Linked DNA regions of Homo sapiens: region 2 is linked to region 1. A link is a loop called in an ENCODE intact Hi-C map of the cell type or tissue named here. Cell type or tissue: A673. All regions are shown on one strand.

Region 1 (8,000 bases):
CGTCAGCGAGGGGATTGGGAAGTCCAGTTCACGGGACGGGAGAGAACATGTTGGAGAGTGACAGTCACTGCCCACAGAGCCAGCAAGTCATGCCGGAGGTGGAAAACTAGAAAAGAGGCAGGAAAGGGGGCAGAAAATGAGTTTCCACCAGGAAGTAGTTTCATTCTGAAGAATTTAACAAATTTACAAAACAGATTCTGTTGAAATGCAGAAGTAAGTCAGCACTTGGCTGGCCACCCAGGCCCTGTGAGGGAGAGATAACACAGGCATTTATCTAAAGACCCTTTTACACACGCACACAGGACGAATTTTTCTAGCTAATTAGAAATGTAGTTTTACCACCAGCACTTCCCATCTCTTATCAATCTCTGTGGCCGACAACCACTTGATGGAGGTAAATTTTTCAGTTTTGATGGTGTTTGGGTAATTCATGGGCCTCAAAATCAGAAAGTTATTGGGATAGAAAAGACCTTGACAAGTCATTTAGTCAGTAGCCTGCCTTTGCCCACAGGCTGTTCCTGGGGGCACATATATGCCACATTGTAATAATGACATCAATCTTTCCATTGACTCATTTATTCAACAATGTGTTGAGCAATAATAAAAATAAATAAATTTATTAAGTATTTACCTATACACCAGATACCATGCTATGTGCTCTCCATTAATTTTCTCATTTTATAATAATAACTCCCCGAGGGATAAACTTTCACTATTCTTTTATATAGATGAGGCGTTGGAAGGTTGAGCTCTAGCTGTGAATAGGACACAGCCCTGCCCTCAAAGAACTTGCAACCAGATAAACAGTGGGATAAGCAAGGCAGCAGTGAGACTGTGTTATGGAGCTATTAGGAGGGCAACTTAGCCCAGTGTCGGGAAGTCAAGGCAGGCTTCCTGCAAGAGGTGATATTTGGACTGAGACCTGAGTTGTTAGCCATGCAAAAGCCCTGCCCTTCTTCCCTTATAGGGTGTGGCTTCAACCAGACTTTTCTGGCTTATACTGGTATGCTGCACCAATAATGGTTGGTGCACTAATGGCAAATTGGAGGTTAAGGCTTTAGAGGTTAGAAAACCAGGAGCACCTGGATCATTTCACAGCCCACCTCAGTACATCAGTTAGCAGTCCTGGAGTTTGTTCTCTGAGTACAGTAGGAGCAAACACCAGGAGGACGTGGTGCCTTCGGTGGAGCACTGAAGGAGTACCTGGCTCAGAGTGGGTGGGAGCAAGTGGAGTGAGGGAAGCAGAGGGTGGGAGAGAGGCAGGCCCAGGTTCTGAAAAACCTTAGAAGCCTAGTTAAAAGGTTGGACTCTATTCTGAAGGTAGCTGGGGTCCACGGAAGGGTTTTCAACATAATAGAGGTGTCGGCTTTGCATTTCGGAAACATCGCTTTGGCTGCAATAAGGAGAGTGGATTGAATAGGGAAAGCTGAGAGTCAGGGAGGCTGAATTAGGAGGCCAGTCCATGATGCAGGCAGATGGAAGATGATGGAGGTCTGTGAGATTGAGAAGTGATGACTCAGGGAGGTATTGACGGTGAGGGGCTGACCAGGGGAGGTGAGTGGACAGGAGTGAAGGGCCACCCAGGTTTCTGGCTTGGATTCCCGCGTAAATGGTGGTGGCATCTGTTAGGGTAAAAAAACAGCACCTTGTAGCTGGCATATTAAGTAAGCAGAAATAATGGGGTATAATAGTGAAAGGAACTTTATTTTTCTCCCACTGTTCCTTTCAGTCTGCTAAGTGGAGATGGAAATTGGGTGGGTCTCATGGCTTTTGTGGTCTCTTAGGTGACACCAGGCTCTTAGTCACTTTAAGTCACAAAACCTGCCTCAATTAGCTAGAGTATCCAGGCCAGTATGGGGATGAGTGCTCCCCTCCTCATTCAAGGGTGAGGTCTCCCCTCCACCCAGCTGGGGCTGGTGGCAGGTAGAATATTTGCTTTTCGGGAATGGGTATGGTCAGTGCCTCTCTGTCCCTAGCTCACATCCTCACCCACTCTCTGGCTGCTGTGTGTGATCCCACCAGCATAGAAGTGGGGGTGGAGGTGAGGGATAAGGCATGAGGAAGTCCATAGTCCACTAATGCTGGAGGGAGATGGCTCTGCCCTCTCTCAGCCAGGCAGACCATCTCTTATGGGCACTTTTATGAATTCGCTGGTGGCTTCCCCGGGCTCCTCTTTCATGGGAAATGCTTCTCTTTCAAGAGGATGCTCCCAGTCAGTCTCTTCTCAGCCTCTGCTTCTGCCTGTCCAGCCTTCTGTGTCTCCATGCTGAGGCCCCTCCTTGGCAGAACCCATTTTGGGACAACCCTGGGTCAACATTTCTATCATGATTCAACTCTGGCTCACAGGCTTAATTCCCAGACATGGGGCTGAACTCTGGACCACAGTCAGTTTTGGCTTTCCAGGGCCAAGTCAGGCTGAATTTGTGGTGTACTCCATCATAAGGAGCATACATCAAAGCCTCTCCTCTGTTGGGATTAAAGGGCAACACCTGTCCATCCCTCCTCTATGTGGGTGGGATGGGACTCCCAGCTCCCGGTGACTGTATCTAATGAACTATTCATTCAAAAAGAAATCTCTTAATGTGCACTTGTTGGTTCTTTCATATCTTCATTGACAACTGGTCATTTAACTGGTTTCATCACCAAGTTTGAAGTTTTTGGATCTGGTATCTACTATAGGTCGACATCTCCTTTGAAGCTTTTAATGTAATGCTCTTTTCATTATACTTTCAATCTTTCCCATCCACCTTTTCTATTTGGGGCTTATTCCTGCGCTGTGAGGTGGATAGGAAGGCATTTTTGTCTCCATATTTCAGATGAGCAGCTGGAGGAACAAGGAGATTCAGTGATTGAATATGGTTCTTCAGAGTTATTTAACAAAGGGGTGTGGAACTGAGCCATGAGGGCCAGGCTCAGCAGCGTTGGCTGCCTCCGGACAGGGGCCATTGCCATGACCCTACTGAGCAGTGCTCTACTGTGAGCCTTTTTGGAGGGCGTCTCAGGGTACTGATGTCACCCAGGCTGGGGCTGACCTAAAGGCAGATTTGAAACAAGAGCTCCCCCAGGCTCTGACATGTGTCTTCAGCTAGGAAAAGTCAGGAGGGCAGCATGGAGAGTGAGGAAAGTCCTTTTCCCTCAGTTTTTGCCCCAGTTTTCTCATCTGTTAAACAAGAGTAACAATATCTTTCTCATAGTGTTGTCACAAGGACTATGTCAGCTAATATCTATTAAATTCCAGCCTACTGCTTGCCATAGAGCAACTGATAAATAGTAAACACTGTCCTTACCTTAAGCCGAGACTGTGGTTACTAAAAGAGGTGAACGTGGACCCCCATGAAGGAGGGGGTCAAAGAAGGAGAGGATTAGTGGGATCTTCTATCAGAACTGGAAGCAAAAGGCAGAAGTCTCAAGTCCCCAGCTCTCTGTTGGTGGCTTTTGTGATCTGTCTTCTTTTCATATTTAGTGCTCTGGTTTGTTTTTGGGAATAGCCAGGGAACCAGGAGGAGACCTACAGGGTGATCTCTGCATGCCTGGGGGATGACAACCCCAGGGGCAGAGTGGATGGAGGCAGTGACAAAGACCAAAAGGAGAAAATAGGCCAAGTTTCTTGGTCCCCATCAAAAGAAGACAGCTGAGGATACCGCCCCGAGAAGAGGGAAACCCTGAAGGCTGAGAAGCAGAAACCCTGTGTGCAAGGGGGCACTGCCCCAGGGCCTGACTTGAGCATGAAATTCCTTTTTCATTGGAATCCCGTCACTGCTGGGTTTACCTGAACTGATAGGATTGGGGTCTTGTCCCAGCAGAGTGTTGTAGGTGTGCATGTGTGTGCTCACGTGTGTGCACACATGCTTAGCATAAGACAGGTGGGAAGAGGTGAAGAAGCACAAAATGTAACAATCCTTTATTTTAGCTGCAATGCTTTCTGCTTGTATTTTCTCTTCTAAAAATGATGTTTTTGTTAGAAATAGCAATGGAGCAATCCCAATTAATGGGAAAACACCATTGGGACTTTTTCTCATGGAAACTTTTTGAGCTGACTAGTTACTATGTTTGTATTAGCAAAATCCATATGGCTCCTGTGTAAGGAAATGGGTGGATTTGTGTGCTGAGGTGAGGGTGGGGGATCATCTTACGGCAGGCTCCACCCTACAAAGTGTGTCAAGGCTTTGTTTTCGTACCCAGTAGGGCTGGTAGAATTGATTGATTGACTGATGGTGCCTGTGATTAGGTCTCCAACTTAAGCATGTATCAGTATCACCTGGAGGGGTTGTTCACACACAGATTGCTGGGCCCCAGGCCCAGGGTTTCTGACTCAGTAGGTCTGGAATTGGGCCAGATAATTTTCTAAGCCATACTAATCTCACTGGTTCGAGGATTGCACTTTGAGAATCCCTGGGCCTGTGGATAATTATAATAAAACCCAGTGACATTTCTTTTAGGCCCCCAGTTTACTGTTAGAGGTTTAGGGTTTTACACCGTTAAAAGGAAAACTACATCAGCTTTATTAACCCGGGCAAGTTCCAGAAACCACAAAGCAAAGCTCAGGGCCACCCTAGATTAGAGAATATAGTCTAGGGTTGAGCAAAGTGTAGCTCCCACATCCCATCTGAATCTGGCCTTTCAGTAAATGGGGTGGGACCGAGCTGGGATTTGGATGCAGGCAGAGACCGTGAGTTTAACCACTAGGCGGTGTTGTCTAATAGCGAGTGCTAATCTGGTTGTGGAGTCCAGACTCTCTGTGAGCCATGCCAGGCACCCAGAGGCAGAATTGCAGAACCCTAAAGGCAGGTTCCTGTCTCACCCTCCACATTTATCCTCAGAGTGGCCCTTCTAGTGCTTCCTCCTGCCAGGTATGCATGCATCTGGGCTTACCTTCTACATGTGCACCTGACCGTCACCCTGCTCTTCCCCTGGGCCTGCAGCTGGGAGAGGAGGTGGACTACCCCTTCCTTTTATCTGATCTTCTTGCCCATCGGCTGGTTGGATCAGTATCCTTGGGGTCTGCAGAGCAAACACAGCTGCCTCTCTCCTCCCATGTCTCTCTGGCTCGGACACTTACTGGTCACACATCTTTTGCTGTCAGGTGACATGATGGAGTTCAACCTTGATTTCCTCATCTGTGAAATGGGAATAATAATAATGCCATCTGCTGAAGGTGCTGTGAGAACTAAATCAGTAACTGTGTGTGAAGCCCTTAGACAAATGCCCAACAAGGAGTACATTTGGGAAAAGGCCCATGTCTTTATGATTACTCTTCTAATGGAGAAGAGCAAATTGAGGTGAGGAGAGAGAGTGCTTCCCCACATGGGAAGAGGGGCCAGAAACTGCCTTCTTTATGGATAAGATTGTGAGTTGAGGGCAAAGTCCCCTCCTTCCCATCAATGTTAGCATGGTAGTGATTATTAGGTCTAAATAACATATTTATTGGCACCTACAACAGCATCTCTTATATATACACACTCAGTGAACACACATGGTTATGATAAATGAGATATTCAAAGTGTCTTCACATCTACTGTCACATCAGATCCTCGTGGCAAGCCTGGCTGATGTGTTGGGTGGATATTATGAGGCCGTTTTCTTGTGCAACTTGTAAATGAACCCATGTCGGAAAAAAGAAGGAGAATCCTTCATCTATTGTCTACTACACAGCATTCACCATGCTAGCTGTGGCTTTTTAATTATCGCAATACCACCATTAGGTGGATACTGCTGTTCTCATGTTACAGCAGATGCAATGACATCTCAAAGAGGTTAAGTGACTTGCCTATAGTCACATAGCTGATAAGTGATGGGGTCAGAGTTTGAACCCAGCCCCATTGCCTGTATAGCCAAGGCTGTTCCCCAAGCAGGTGTTGCCCTGTAGGACAGTAGCAACCAATGAGGTCTGCAAATGATAGTGACAATTTTATCCTTGGAGTAAGTGCACCACTTTCTCATGTTACCTTTATGAGTGGAATAGCCCTCAATTTAATGGTTTCTGGTTGGGATCTCAAAAAGTCTTTCACATGATTTTGGGTCTGGCCTCATACATATACTTGAAAGTCTCTGTTATGGGCAAACATCTGGAGACATAAAATGATGCTCGATTTACTTAAAAATTACTGAGCCGGCTACTGGCAGCTGTAGACTTGAACTCAGTCTCCCTGAGGCTGGACCAGGCACTCTTTGGGCCACACTGTCGTATAGGAAGTAGTCAGGGTGTTCTGTTCTTTCCTGCATTCCCAGATTCAGGGTGGGTGCAGCGTTTGGATGCACTGGTAATATTTTCATGCTGTTTCTGCTAAAGGTCAAATTGACAATGCTGCTCTGGCCATTTCTGGAGTCTCTGGTGAGTTATTTATGCTTTCATTAGCATGTCAATGTACACAGCACACATACCATTTACACACGCAGAGATGAGATCTATGCATTTGAAGAATGTTTATGGCCATAGCCTCTCTGTTATTTTACAAAAAACTCCAGGAAATATGGTGTTTTTCTCAGAATGCCAATATAAAAGTTGATATAAAGATTGGTGATGTGTAAGCTTTGACATTACATAAATATATGTAGGCGTTGTAAAAGTTAACAACCGTTTTATTTATAATTATACTGCAGATTGATATTTTTATATCCATATTGTCGATGGTAACCTTTCTATCTTCACTTCAGTCTGGGCCCAAGAATGTTTATATTAGACTTTTATGTCTGTGTTTCCTTCTGTAACATCAGGGCACATGCTGGCTTTCTTCAGTCACAGGAGTATTAGTGTCACCCATCCATCCTCCCAGGAAAAAAATTCTTGTCCCATTGGTCTCGTAATTCATGGTATTATGGTGCACAGTTTGATATCCCTTCATTGCCATGTAACTACAAACTGTGCTTTCTCCTTCCCCTACATTCTCATCATAATATTTCTGGATTGCCACATCTGTCTTGCAAGATAGAAAAGTTATATTTGGTTGAAATTTGAGCCACTGGATTGAGAAACGCTTGTTATCTGACTCCTCCAGGTTTACAAGAATGTGGATCCAAACTCTCCTTCTTGCATACGGATGAGGAAGATAGCACGTTTTTATCCTCCGCTTAGCTCTGCTCTAAGGGGGAAAAATGCCCTGTCTTAAATATTTGATCCTCTTTACAAAAGATTCCCTACTGAACAGACAGCTATAGTATTTTTAACTGGCGAAAACCACTCTGGTGTCACTTTTAAAGTAGAAAAGGAAAAGCAATATTCACACAATATGGAGAACTATTGACCCCAGAATAGTGCCATTTTCTTTCTTGATGGGTTCAAATTAAGCAAAACCTAGACATTTTGCTCCACGTAGAGGCATCTCAGTGCAGGCCAGCTTGTAGATTCTGCACCAGGCTCTGCAGGTTACTAGCGATATAACCTCCCTGAGCCTCAGGTTCCTTGTCAGTCAAAGATAGCATTGAAAGTCACTCCCAGTCTAGCCCATAAGATCATGCATGCCAAAATTTGGTACAGGTGCAATGCATGCTTGTTTTTTCACAAAAAAGGGGATCAACTGACTGATATTTATTTGACTAAATTCAATCACTTGGTCACTCATTCAACACATTTAATTTGTGAAACTAAGACTTAAAGCTCTGTCTAAACAATGCTGTCAGATGCAAGCACGTGGTAAACCCATGCTGGTTGTGGTGGGTGCAATGTTTCTGATGTGTGGGCTTAATTTTCATGCCACACCTTGAACTAGCCAAAGGTTTTCCGTTAGAGAGGTTGGGTGGGCCTTCTGGGACATGGAGATATTCCACCATCTCCTGACTTGAATGAGAACAATGGAGCCCTGGAGGGGGTGTCTGACTCAGAGGTCCTCTTTGTTTTTCTCCCACCTGCACTTCTTACGGTAGTGTTAGTGCTGGGGGAAATAACCACTCTTTCAGGACACAGGCACACACATTTACTTGAGCTAACTATGAGTCAGGCACTTTGTATACACTCATGAATATTTCATGGTATTTTCTCCACATGTCAGATAATCATCAGGGAT
Region 2 (8,000 bases), 180 kb after region 1:
TGCCCCACATGTGTTCAGAGAATAAATGGATGAAGCACTTGCTGCTTATAAAGAATTATAATTGATCACGATGCAGTACTCACTAGGTGTCAAGCAGGTATTTACGTTTTTTTTTTTTTTTTTTTTTTACATATTAACTTATGTAATTGCACCTCGTCCCCTTAAACAGGTAGTGAGGACTATTGTTTCCTCCTTTGGCAAATGAGAAGACAGGGGCCAGAAATGTTAAACGACTTGCTCCAGCTCACATACCTAGTGGCAGAGGAAGTATTGGAATGCGGTGGTCTACCACCTGAACCTCACACTGATGTGCTTTGCTGTGCTGCCCCTCTGTGTCTTCACATACAAAGCCTAAATTCATCTTTTGATGTGAATGTTTTAGTCAATATACCCTTTTATTTTTTTCGCACCATGCTATACATATATAGGCATTCATATGGCCCAGATCTGAAGCCTTCCTTCACTCCTTTGACTCTCCTTCGATCCTGCAGCTGAGTTACTAGATGCAAAGGAAATATAACCTCGTTCAGTTCCTAGCACATATTAGACAACTGATAAATGAAAACTGTTATCTTTGTTATTATTATTGTTATTACTACCAGTTATCTTCTTGCTAAACTGCCGTTTTCTTTAGGGCAAGGATTTTTGTCTTATTCATCTCAAATATAATTGGTGCTTGTAAATGTTAATTTGGATTGAACTGCTCATGGCAGATTAAAGGATGGCAAGCTTGTACATCTGAGACCAGAGACAAGGTAGTTCTGTTCTTTCATTCAATCAAAAAACATTTATTGAGCACCTATGTAGCAGTTACTACTCTAGACCATGAGGGATCCAACCATGAGGACACAGATGATGATCCCTGTTCCACGGGGTTTGTGTTCTGGTAGAAGGAGGCAGAGAATCAAAAGCATAAAAAGCTGAAATATATAATATGTGAGATGTGCTGTAGAGAGAACTAAGCAGACCATGAGAAGAGGGAGCACTGGAGGCATTCCAGTTTTAGAGGTGGTAATGGAAGAACTTGCTGAGAAGGCGATACTTGGGTAAGATGTAGGAGAGCTGAGAGAAGGAGCAACATGGCGGAATGGAAATTAGCCAGGGAAAGTGGTCCAGCAGAGGAAATAGCAAGTGCAAAGGCTCTGTCTTAGTCCTCTTGGGCTGTCATAACAAAGCTACCATAGACTGAATGGTTTAAACGACAGAAATTGATTTCTCTTCCAGAGGCTGGGAAGTCCAGAATCAAGGCACTGGCACATGGAGTGTCTGTGAGGGGCTGCTTTCTGTTGCATAGACGGAGCCTTCATGCTGTATCTCACGTGGTGGAAGTGGCAAGACAGCTCTCTGGGGCCTCTCTTATAAGGGTTATTACTCCATTCATGAAGGTGGAGCCCTCAAGACCTAATCACCCCCAAAGGCTTCACCTTCAGATACTGTCACAATGGTGATTAGATTTCAATATGTAAATTTTGTGGGAGGGCGGGCACAAACATTCAGATTGTAGCAGGCTCTGAGGGAGAAGTAGGATGCACAGGCTTTGGGAGCAGCAAGCCAGCCAGTGTAGGCCAGTGGAGGGTTTGTAAGTGGGAGTTACACAAATCAGGGCAGTGGGGAGATGCAGATTGTGTAGAACCTCGCAGGCCATTGTAATGGTTTTAGTTTTCCCTTGAAATAACACAGGAAGCTACAGAAGGGGTGTAAAAGGGGATGTGAGATGATATAACCTATTTTGATAGCAGTGTTAAGAATAACCGAAAAGATAGGATGGTAGGCAGAATATAGATCACAAAGGCAGAAGGAGAAAGAAGAAGGTGTTTCCGTAATCTGTGACAATGATGGTGCTGGCTCGTTCCAGGTTGGTAGCAGTGGAAGTCATGAGAATTCTTCCACTGTGCATATATTTTGATGGCGACATTGGCATGATGGGAGATTTGATGTGGAGTGGGAGAGTAAGAGAAGAATCACAGATGACTGGGTCTGAGTGATGCAAATGATGGAGTTGCCAAAACTGAGATGCAGAAAGCTGGAAAGAACTCTATTTGGGACATGCTAGATTTAAGATGTTTATTAGATATCTGTGTGGGGATGTTAAGCAGATAACTGGAGACTTGAGTTCAGGGGAAAGGACTAGAAAGGAGAGTCACCATTTGGGAGACACAAGCCTATAGATAGATTTTAATGCTGTGAGACTGATGGCACCATGAAGAAGGTGAGTATATTGAAAAAAGAAAAGATGTCCAAGACTGAGTCAAAGAGATGAGGTAGAACCAGCAAAGAAGATATAGAAGTAACAGCTAAGGTGGGTAGGGGGGGAAACCAGAGAGGGCGACATCCCAGAAGTCAAATAACAGGAGATTATCAAAGAGCAGGGATTGATCAACCATGGTCAAAGGTGCACTGAGGACAAAGAATCTTGACAGTTACATCTATTACAGCAACATGTGACTCAGTGTTGACATTAGAGGGAACACTTTCTTCTTCAAGCAATAGAAGGTCAAGGGAGTTGGGCAGAGCTGCTATCTGTAAAGAAAGGGAATGGCTACCAGGAAATAAGGGGTCAACACCAAGTCTGGAAGGGACACAAGATCAAGCTGGAAGCCGCTACTCCCAGATTTTGGAGTGGGAGGAAACAGAATCTTAGTTAAAACAGGTTTACAAACAAGCAAGAATTTCCTGAGAAATTATTTTGAGTACAATGTGGTGTTTCTAGTTGATCTTTGTAGGAGATGAATGTGTGGCGTTTGAATGTTTCAGCCAGCTCATGATATGGGTAAAAGAATGAACACAGTCTCCATTTGGAATGTACAAGTAAAAGTAAAATAATAATAAAATATAATTGTGGACATTTGATCCAAATGTATGTGGAAAACATTTTTAAGAGAAAAAAAATGATCAGAATAACTACATTACCGCATTTTTAAAATGTCTTGGGGTTGCTGTCATTTTATCCTTTTTAAAACATCCTTTTAGAGTCTACCAATACCCTATTTTTACAGAAAGTTGATTTTATTTTTGGACTGCACATTAATTTCATTTCCCAGCATAATGAAATTCCACTGAACAATTTCACTATCCCTGAAAAGTGATTTGGTCATTTTGAGTCAGAAAATTGGCATTAGGCAGAAATACAAGATCTCCCATTACTTTGTATTAAAAAATAAAAAAGCTAAAAAGAGTTTTCTGTTTTTACCGCATCTAGTGATCATTCGGGTGAAAAAAAGTGTGTGTTCCATCTTTTGCAGTGCCAAATTTCATCGCCTTTCCTTCACTGCACAGCTTGTTAAACATGAACAAGCACTTTGGATTTCATGGCAGCATTAAAATTCTTACTTAAATTGCCTTGGAACTTGGTGACCCCTTAATTAATGCAGTCACTGCTCGACACTTTGTGTAATATTGTTTATAGAACTGATAGAAAAAACACATCTGTGCTGCAAGGGCTGCAAATATAGTGAAACAGCAAACGTAGACAAACGTTTAAATGTAGCCATGTGAAATGTCCCAACAATACACACAGAATATAGTTGCTGTTATTATTATGATTAATGTTGCTATTTTAAAGATCTTGCAAAGAAGGACTGTGTAAAAAGATTTAAATACCAGGCTTGCCTTGGGTTTTGTTCTCTGATGGAGTTGCTGAAGGAACTTGAGCATGAAAACGACATGTTCCTTCCACTCTGGTGGGTCTCTGGAGTACATACGAGAGGAAGCTGAGACTGCTAACAAAGAACTGAGCTAACAGGTTACTAAAATTGTCCAGATTAAAACAATAGAGCTAGACCTACACTAGAAGAGACAAGGGCAATGGCTATGAGGTGGTAGATGTTAATGGGATATTTCACATTCTGCTGTGTCTTTGATTCTAGAAAATATAAGAATGACCCAATTCTCTCTTCTCCAGAGTTTTCAATTCTAATATTTGTTTCCTAACTTCACTTTGGTTAGGTGCTCCAATGTGTTCTGTTTCCTTGAGTTTGCTAAATTGGTGCTACTTCTTTCTAAAGAGCAGAGCTTAGCAGCTAAAGCAACTGGTTATTTCTTTATGCAATTCGGTAATCTAAAAGTTATCTTTGGGCAATCTTAACTCATTGTATAAATCCATTATTCTTTTACCAAATCCTAGAAATGAGAAGAGACATCAAATTTTTTCCTATGTGCCAACTATGTGTGCCTTACTTACTTCATCTGGTTCACTTTATGGTAAAACGGAGAGGTTACAATTTATATTTTGGAAATAAATCTAGCATAATTGACTATGGCAGAATGTGGTGTACAATAATTCCTGGTATTCTATTGGCTTGTGGATTAAAAGTAGAGATTGAAAATAACCCTTCAAAACTCTTAGCCCAAGAGCATTGCCTGCTGATATATCTTAGGCATAAATCTTTAAGTAGAAATTACATTTAAAACAATCAAATATTTAAAAAGACTATTATGACTATTTATGACTCTTATATTAATCTTGAGAATTCCAAAGGAGATTCCAGTCATAATAGCCTTGCTTCCTGTGCCAATTTTTGCTTAACATGAAAATAGGCAACAGAGGCCATTGTTCCTCTGTAAGTGCTATTAGCACATGGACAAATGCTCTCATTTTTACATCTTCTGCCCCCTTCTGGCGCCTGGCCCTTAAGATGCAGCCAATAAATTGTGTTGAAACTGTATATTCTCAATAGCAGTCTAATTTGGCATATTAATATGATATAGGAAAAAAGCCTTTAATGATAATTTACATAAAAACTACACCATTCATTTATGTACAAAAAGTCCCACATGTACCCATTTATCATTTTCTGAGTTTCTACTGTGTATAGCAGGCAGTAATTATGGCTGAGATCTTCTGAAATGATTATAGCACTGCTCTCATCCTTCAGTTCACTGTCTGATGGAGGTGACAACCCTATAAATTATTACAAAACAGTATGAAGTGTTGTCATAGAGATGGGCAAAGACTTATCATGGTATGCCTGGAGGAGGCCTTGTCAAGCTTGTTTTGATCTGGAAACACACAATCATATATAGATAGATGCTAGATGCTAGATAGATAGATGGATAGATAGATAGATAGATAGATAGATAGATAGATAGATAGATATTTTAGAGTCGGAGGCAGTCTCAGAGGTTGTGATACAAACTTTTATTCTCTCTTCCTAGAAAAGTTAAATAAAACTGTCTTTCAAATGAATCACAGTAAATAGCATGAATAAAGACACTCCATCATTCACTAGTATAAATAAATAATTTTCCTTTAACAAATAATTATGTAACATCTACTATAGGCCAGATACTTCTTAAGAACTCAAATATTATTATCTGAATTTAATATATTGAATATCTATTTACATACCCTAGTGTCTTCTGTTCTAACTTCCTGACAGTTACAAATTCTAGCTTTCAACTCTTAATTTCCCTCTCCTTCCCAAAATAATATTTTCTGTATTATTGGTTTCAACTTTGTATAGGAATAGAACTGACCGGAATTCAAAAAAGTGTGAATTTAGGAACAGGTACACTGGTGAACAGTTTATGTTCTCAAAGATTTTCCAGCCAAGAAATTTTTTTAAAGCATAAAATGATGGCTGAACATTGAAGACCATGAAGACTCTAGATATTCAGAAACAACCTCCAGGTTCAATAGAGAGGATAGGTCCTGGGCAATAGGTTCTTCTCAGTAAGAGAAGAAGTGGTTATTTAAGGAAGTAAAATGAAAGAGACCAATGAACTTTTGCAATAGTTAGCTATGAAGAGTACAGAATTGATTTCAAAAACAATTTTTTTCCTTTTCACACTTTTCCCATCCTCCTTGCTGACTACTAGACATGAAAAATAAATTCTGACTACTTTCTGCCATTTTGGGAGGTAAAAGTGAGTTAAGGTCATTAAATTGTAGCAATTACATAGCTGCATTGTTTTTTGAGACTCTAGCAGGAGAAAAAAATCCACACACTGATCAGCAAAGAATATTCTTTCACATATGAGAAAGTGACTCTTCAGTGGAACTCAAGCATAGAAGGACTAGAGGAAGAAAAAACTTAAAAGTCACATAAGACATATGATTTCTGGTAATGGCAGAGTGGCTTGTTTGAAATAACCTGTCTATAATTTTAAAATATAGAAAATATATTTGAAAAATACAAGTATTTAAAGGCTCTCAATAGCAAATATGGAGAAAAAGGAATGAGGTTGGAAAATTGGCAGCTTTAGGCCTAAAGGCCCCCCAAGCCTCTACTGCCCCATACTCAGCTTGCATGCTGCTTCATCTACAGAGAGCTACTGCCTTATTGGTATGAGGTGTCAGAGGATACAGCTCAGGCTAGCAGAACAATGACCAAGTTTTGGGAGAGTACCTGGAAAAAAGGGAGCCATAGAGAGTGTGAACTCAATAATTTACTGAAAAAATCCACCCAAGAACTCTGTCTGCAAGGGGGGAGACTTTGCAGGGGGTTTTCTTAAAAAATACAGCAGCTGGAAACTAAGGAAACTGTATTATTCTGTTTTCACATTGTTATAAAGAATTACCTGAGACTGGGTTATTTATAAAGAAAAGAGGTTTAATTGACTCACAGTTCCACATGGTTGGGAAGGCCTTAGGAAACTTACAATCATGGTGGAAGGCAAAGGGAAAGCAAGGCATGTCTTACATGGTGGCAGGAGAGAGAAAGGGGGCAAGTGCCACAATTTTAAAACCAGCAGATCTTGTGAGAAGTCACTCACTGTCATGAGAACAGCATGGAGGAAACTGCCCCTATGATCCAATCGCCTCCCATCAGGCTCTTCCCTCAACATGTGGGGGTTATAATTCTAGATGAGATTTGGGTGGGGATACGGAGCCAAACCATATCATTTCACTCCTGGCCCCTCCCAAATCTCATGTTCTTCTCACATTTTAAAATACAGTCATGCCTTCCCAACAGTCCCCCAAAGTCTTAACTCATTCTAGCATTAGCACATTTTTCAAGTCCAAAGTCTCATCTGAAACAAGGAAAGTCCCTTCCACCTGTGAGCCTGTAAAATCAAAAGCAAGTTAGTTACTTCCAAGTTACAATGTAGGTGCAGGCAGTGGGTAGATGCTCCCATTCCAGATGGGAGAAATTGGCCAAAACAAAGAGGCTACAGGTCCCATGCAAGTCCAAAACACAGCAGGGCAGTCATTACATCTTAAAGTTCCAAAATAACCTCCTTTTATTAATCTCTTATATCCAGGGCATGCTGATGGAAGAGGTGGGCTCCCCAGGCCTTGGGCAGCTCAGATCTGCAGGGTACAGCCCCCATGGCTGCTCTCCTGTGGCTGCTTTCATGGGCAGGCTTTGAGTGCCTTTGGCTTTTCCAGGCTTACAGTGCAAGTTGTTAGTGGATCCACCGTTCTGGGATCTGGACAACGGTGGCCCTCTTCTCGCAGCTCCACTAGGCAGTGTCCCGGTGGGGACTCTGTGTGGGAGCTCCAACCCCACATTTCCCCTCTGCATTGCCCTACTAGAGGTTCTCCATGCAGGACCTGTCCCTGCAGCAAACTTCTTCTGCCTGAACATCCAGACATTTTCATACATCCTCTGAAACCCAGGAAGAGTTTCCCACACTTCAACTCTTCTGTGTACCCACAGGCCCAACGCCACATGGAAGCCACCCCGGCTTGAGGCTTGCAATATCTGAAGCAATGGCATGAGCTGTACATTGGCCTCTGTCAGCCATGGCTGGAGCTGGAGCGGCTGAGACACAGGGCACCGTGTCCCAAGGCTGCACATAGCAGTGTGGCTCTGGGCCCAGCCCATAAAACCATTTTTCTTTCCTAAGCGTCTGGGCTGGTGATGAGAGGAATTGCTATGAAGATCTCTGAAATACCCTGGAGACATTTTCCCCATTATCTTGGCTATTAACATTCGGCTCCTTGTTATTTATGCAAATTTCTGCAGCTGGCTTGAATTTCTCCCCAGAAAATGGGTTTTTGTTTTCTACCACATTGTCAGACTGCAAATTTTCCAAACTTTTATATTCTGCTTCCC

Evidence for each region. A loop is a pair of places that touch in the nucleus more often than their neighbours do. Peaks named below come from ENCODE experiments on the same cell type or tissue, not always from the same donor. Only the 100,000 strongest peaks of a DNase experiment are listed, where the experiment ranks them.
Region 2: a loop joins it to region 1, with 3 times the contacts of the local background. A loop is called at or near these places in 3 of 110 quality-filtered maps.

Annotation. Positions count from the first base shown.
Region 1 is chr2:122,186,845-122,194,844 of GRCh38, forward strand. All of the region lies in intron 2 of LOC105373592 (a long non-coding RNA gene), which reads left to right. Among named protein-coding and RNA genes, the nearest start is that of LINC01823, 400 kb to the left of the region's middle. RefSeq lists a silencer at 5,615-5,815. In A673, a CTCF peak has its summit at 4,673; DNase peaks (open chromatin) are centred at 4,687, 6,947 and 7,947; H3K27ac peaks cover 3,069 bases.
Region 2 is chr2:122,364,152-122,372,151 of GRCh38, forward strand. The region is part of intron 3 of LOC105373592 (a long non-coding RNA gene); the gene reads left to right. Among named protein-coding and RNA genes, the nearest start is that of LINC01823, 580 kb to the left of the region's middle. In A673, a CTCF peak has its summit at 4,640 (motif pointing left); a DNase peak (open chromatin) is centred at 4,600.